Regions from separate parts of the Homo sapiens genome. Here region 1 is linked to region 2. The links are chromatin loops, found by intact Hi-C in ENCODE. Cell type or tissue: PC-3. All regions are shown on one strand.

Region 1 (2,500 bases), 66 kb after region 2:
GGTAGCAGGATCTTGAGTTATTTTTAAGAAATTGTTTTAGTTTATCTGTGCTTTGTAACTTTCCTACAATGAACATATATTGCTTGCATCATAAAAGTAATAAATGAGAAGATAATTTTTAATAGCAAAATGGAAAAAAGCTTATAATAGAATGCTGCTTGAAAAAAACCAGGATTCTAAGTATATGAAAAAATCTATTGTTAGGCAAAGATAGTTGTAGGGAAGCAGGAAATACAGACTTAAAAAAAAAAGTTAAGCTTCCAAGAATTTTTTTGTTTTGTTTATTTTAGAGACAAGGTCTTGCTCTGTTGCCCAGGCTGGAGTGCAGTGGTGCAATCATAGCTCACTGCAGCCTCAAACTCCCTGGCTCAAGAGATATTCCCACCTCAGTCTCCCGAGTAGCTAAGTAGCTGAGACTACAGCTGTGTGGCTTTTATTTATATTTATTTATTTATTTATTTATTTATTTATTTATTAGAGACAGGGTCTCACTATGTTGCCCAGGCTGGTCTCAAACTCATGGTCTAAAGAAATCCTTCCGCCTCGACCTCTCAAAGTGTTGAGATTACAGATGTGAGCCTCCATGTCCAGCCTCCTTCCTTGAATTTAGGTACAACCCTGGTGTAAGGATCTGGGGAGATGCTGGATGGGTTGGAATTAAGTTTCTACTATTTGGCAGAACAGGGGTTTGTATAAGAAGTTAAGATCGGATGCGCATTTCAACTTGCATTCTGATATTTGTACCTGTTTTCCAAAATTGTATTACTTTTATAGTTTAAAAAAAAATTCAAAAAAGAGGCTGGGCACGGTGGCTCATACCTGTAATCCCAGCACTTTGGGAGGCTGAAGTGAGCAGATCACTTGAGGTCAAAGGTTTGAGACCAGCCTGGCCAACATGGTGAAATCCCGTCTCTACTGAAAATGCAAAAATTAGCTGGGCATGGTGGTGCAGGAAGGTAATCCCAAAAACTCGGGAGGCTGAGGCAGGAGAGTCACTTGAACCTGGGAGGCGGAGGTTGCAATGAGCTGAGATCGCACCACCGTACTCCAGCCAGGGCGACAAAGTGAGACTCCAGACTCAAAAAAAAGAAAAAGAAAAAAGAAAAATACATAAAAGCAACCAAAAGGGAGAGCGTTCAATCAACTAGAAAAATCTGCCTTGGGTCTCTAGCAGCCTGACAACTCTTTTCATAATTTCTGGACCTGTCCTGCTGGGGATGGAGTGAACCAAAGAGGGATTTCAGAGGAGGTGGCTGCACCAGAGCTTGCATTTCCTGGATGGCTCCTTTCTCCCATACCCTTGTTGACAGAGTCTTATTGCTGTGTTTGCTTTCCTTATTGCCAGAGCACTCAGCTGCACCGGGCTTTACCCTGTATGAGTACAATTACACAGGAAAACACCCTGCCCACCAGGCCCCATGCCAGGAGCCATGTCATTGTGTCCCAATGGACAAAGAGGACTTGGGGGGGTGCCAATGGTGAGCACCTAAGCCCATCCCCAGAAATGGAAGTGGCCACTTGCCCAGGATGGGTGGTGTGTGTTGACAGCCAGCAGGGAAGAGTGTGGTCAGTTTCATCTGCTCCCTCCCTGCCAATGCTGGAGGCAACTTGGAGAGGGTAGTTTCTGCCAAGCCTTGAAAGATGCCAGGGGCGTGTGTGTGTGGGGTGGGGTAGGATGGGTAGAGGTGGAGAAGGGAGGTGGTTGTTCCATTGGGAATAAAATGCGGTATTCCAGAATAGAGTCAGAAAAATAAGGTCAACCTGATAATGTTTGGAGGCTTATGTAGGAGGACAAGCTATAGTTTCTTTTTCTCTGTTTCACTTTGAGAAACAGGAATGATCCTATTATTATTAAAAATGTGCCAGGGGCCAGTGGCTCAGGCCTGTAATTCCAGCACTTTGAGAGGCTGATGTGGGAGGATTGCTTGAAGCCAGGAGTTCCAGACCAGCCTGGGCAATATAGTGAGACCACCATCTCTAAAAGCAACAACAACAAAAAACAAAAGAAATTAGTTGGGTGAAGTGGTGCATGCCTGTGGTCCCAGCTACTTGGGAGGCTGAGGTGAGAGGTTCGCTGGATCCCAGGAGTTCCAGGCTGCAGTGATCTATGACTGTACCGCTGCACTCCACCCTGGACAACAGAGCAAGACCCTGTCTCAAAAAAAAAAAAAAAAAGTGAGCTTTTGAGTTAGACAGACTTGGGTGGCATCTTCATCCCATCTCTTACTGGCTGGGTGGCTGTGTGATCTTGGCAAAATCGCATCACCTCTCTGAGCCTCAGTTGTCTCATTTGCAAATGAGGCCAGCAATAGTACCTCCCTCCTTGCGTTTTTGTTTGGTTTTCAGTGAGGGTTAAAATGCATATAAAGCTCTCAGCATCCTGTTGAATGAAGGTTGGCTACTGTAATTCATTAGGGAGAAAGAAGGATGAAATGTGTAGGTGGTTGCTGAGTTTAGATACTTAATTGCCTTAGAAAGGACTGATGCTGGAAGGGGAATT
Region 2 (2,500 bases):
GCAAGACCGGGCTGAAGCTCAGACATCTATGTTTTCGAAGAGGACTTGAGAACCGTTGAGGGGAGCTTCAGTGAGATAAGATTCAGCGAGTCCTGCAGCCTGGCCCCACCTGGCCCGCTCCATTTGTGCCATAATTCCCAACCAGTGTTTAATGAGCTCTTACTGCATACCAGGCATGCCTGGCGCTGGACCAAGCACTCGCACCCATCGTCTTATGTAATTCCAAACTCCCCTGTGAGGTGGGTGCTCTCTTCTCCATCATACCGATAGGGAACGGAGGCCCAGGGCAGTTCCATAACAAGGCCATGTGGCCAGGGTCACTTTGTGGTCTCCATCCAGATAGCATCCTGCCTGCCAAGTCAGTGGGCGTGTCCCCTTTGCTCCTGCCTGCCCTCTTCACTGGAGGGCCTCACTGCCCAGGTGTACTCTGAGCATGGGGCTACTGCTGGCAGGTGGCAGGGAGTCTCCCCAGTCTCTTGATGCCATTCCAATACCTTGTCTGCTCTTTAGCCTAACGCACCTCTCGGGGTGGTCAGGAGAGCGGGTGGTAGAAGCCTGAAAGATCAGCTCCCTGGGGACACAGCCAGAGCTTCGTCCTCAGTGACCACAGGGCTGAGCCAGGCTCAACCGGCTTCTGGCTCTTGTTTTGCAGAAGAAGAACTAGAAGCAAGGTGCTTTCCTCCGGGTCCCAGAGCTGTTAGTGATGGAGCCAGGCCTGGGATCCAGCTTTCCTGAGTTCCTGACCCCTGCTCATTTCATAGTCAGCTCTCAGCACTTACCAGAGGAACAGGCAGCCTTTTGGCTACTGCCCTTCAGAGAAAGAGAGATGAGAGAATTCAAATGCGTGTTGGTGTTCCCTGTTAGTACAAGCAGCAGCAGGGGGAAGAACTGGAACTAGTGAGTGGAGTGAAATCTAGGGATTGCCCCTCAGTTTCAGTTGTCCTTGTTATTCCTCCCTGTTAAGCTCCCCCTGCAGATTCATTTCTTCACTCATTCAGCATTGCTCGAGCATCTGTGTGCCAGCTGTAGTTCTAGGAGATAGAGACAACAAAGCTTTAGGCAGCTCCCATGCTTAGTGAGCTTACACTGTAAGGATGTACGGTTAGGGGCAGGGAAGGTAAGGCTAGTATATGAAACTGACAGGGTATAAGGCGACAGAGTGGTGAGGTCTGTGGCAAAGCATGCACACCTGAAAGACATTCAAATTAAGCATGAGCACAAACAGAACAAAAAACACTGCTCGCCAAACAAAAATGTCCTAGTAGACTGTGGGCCCGCTCTTTGCAGCTCTTGGCTGACAGTCAAGTGGAGCTCACGGTTTTATGGATAAACTTGTAAAGGAGTAAGTACGTGCCTGGCGGCACCTTTGCTGGGAAGCAGCTCTTCCTGAGTCAGCCGTGACAGAGCAGGCATCTCCTCCTGGCCCTGCCCTGAGTGGGGCCTAAAAAGAAAACACAGGGGGCTGGGCACCATGGCTCATGCCTGTAATCCCAGCACTTTGGGAGGCCGAGGCAGGAGGATCGCTTGGGCCTAGGAGTTTGAGGCCAACCTGGGCAACATAGTGAGACCCTGTCTCTACAAAATATTAAAAACAAAACAAAACAAAAAACACAAGGAAAGTTGAGGCCTTGCCTGGAGCTCCACTTTAGTCAAGGAGAAGAGATGAACCCAAGATCAGAAAGTAGCCGGTGGGGGGGCACTGAGCGCGGTGGCTCATGCCTGTAATCCCAGCACTTTGGGAGGCTGAGGTGGGTGGATCACCTCAGGTCAGAAGTTTGAGACCAGTCTGGCCAACATGGCGAAACCCCGTCTCTACTAAAAATACAAAAAATTAGCCAGGCGTGGTGGTAGGCGCCTGTAATCCCATCTACTTGAGAGGCTGAGGTAGGAGAATTGCTTGAACCCAGGAGGCGGAGGTTGCAGTGAGCCGAGATCGCAGCATTGCACTCCAGCCTGGGCAACAAGAGTGAAACTCTGTCTCAGAAAAGAAAAAAAAAAAAAAAAAAAAAACTAGCCAGGGGCATATCGGGTGGTGCTGTCTTCTAGTCTTTCCAAGCATGAACTGGGAGGAGCTGGAGAAGGCTTTGCAAGGCTTCCCTTGGGTTGGGTTGCACTGCCCAGGCAGGAGGGAAAGGCAGCATTGATATATTGATCACCTGCGACACATCAGGTGCTCTCATGTTCGTTTCCCGCTTCATCCCCTATCCATGCTGCCGGATGGGTGGTAACTGTGGACAGATGGAAGCAGAGACTCAGGGAGGTAGAAGGGCTTCTCTGAGGTCACACCTGGCTGCACCTGGTTTGCTCCCCCATGCTGTCTGTTTTGCCCAAGCTTGCCTGGTGGTTAGAACCACCGGGGTCGCTTTGTAGAATGACAGAACCCTAGAATCCTCTCTTGGGATGCTCATCAACCTAGTCTGGGGGTAGGCTCAGAAATCTGTATCCGATTGTATCCCCAGTGCCTCAGGGGTCATCTGGGAAATGTGGAAACCTGTGTTAT

The links. Hi-C counts contacts between places; a loop is a spot of excess contacts. Peaks named below come from ENCODE experiments on the same cell type or tissue, not always from the same donor. Only the 100,000 strongest peaks of a DNase experiment are listed, where the experiment ranks them.
Region 1: it touches region 2 in a loop (15-fold over the local background); 4 of 110 quality-filtered maps call a loop at or near these places.

What each region holds. Positions count from the first base shown.
Region 1 is chr16:23,323,864-23,326,363 of GRCh38, reverse strand. The region is part of intron 1 of SCNN1B (sodium channel epithelial 1 subunit beta); the gene reads right to left. Among named protein-coding and RNA genes, the nearest start is that of SCNN1B, 23 kb to the right of the region's middle. In PC-3, no CTCF peak of the experiment used is centred here; a DNase peak (open chromatin) is centred at 1,453; H3K27ac peaks cover 1,215 bases.
Region 2 is chr16:23,389,701-23,392,200 of GRCh38, reverse strand. The region is part of intron 16 of COG7 (component of oligomeric golgi complex 7); the gene reads left to right. Among named protein-coding and RNA genes, the nearest start is that of COG7, 62 kb to the left of the region's middle. In PC-3, no CTCF peak of the experiment used is centred here; a DNase peak (open chromatin) is centred at 1,340; H3K27ac peaks cover 1,256 bases.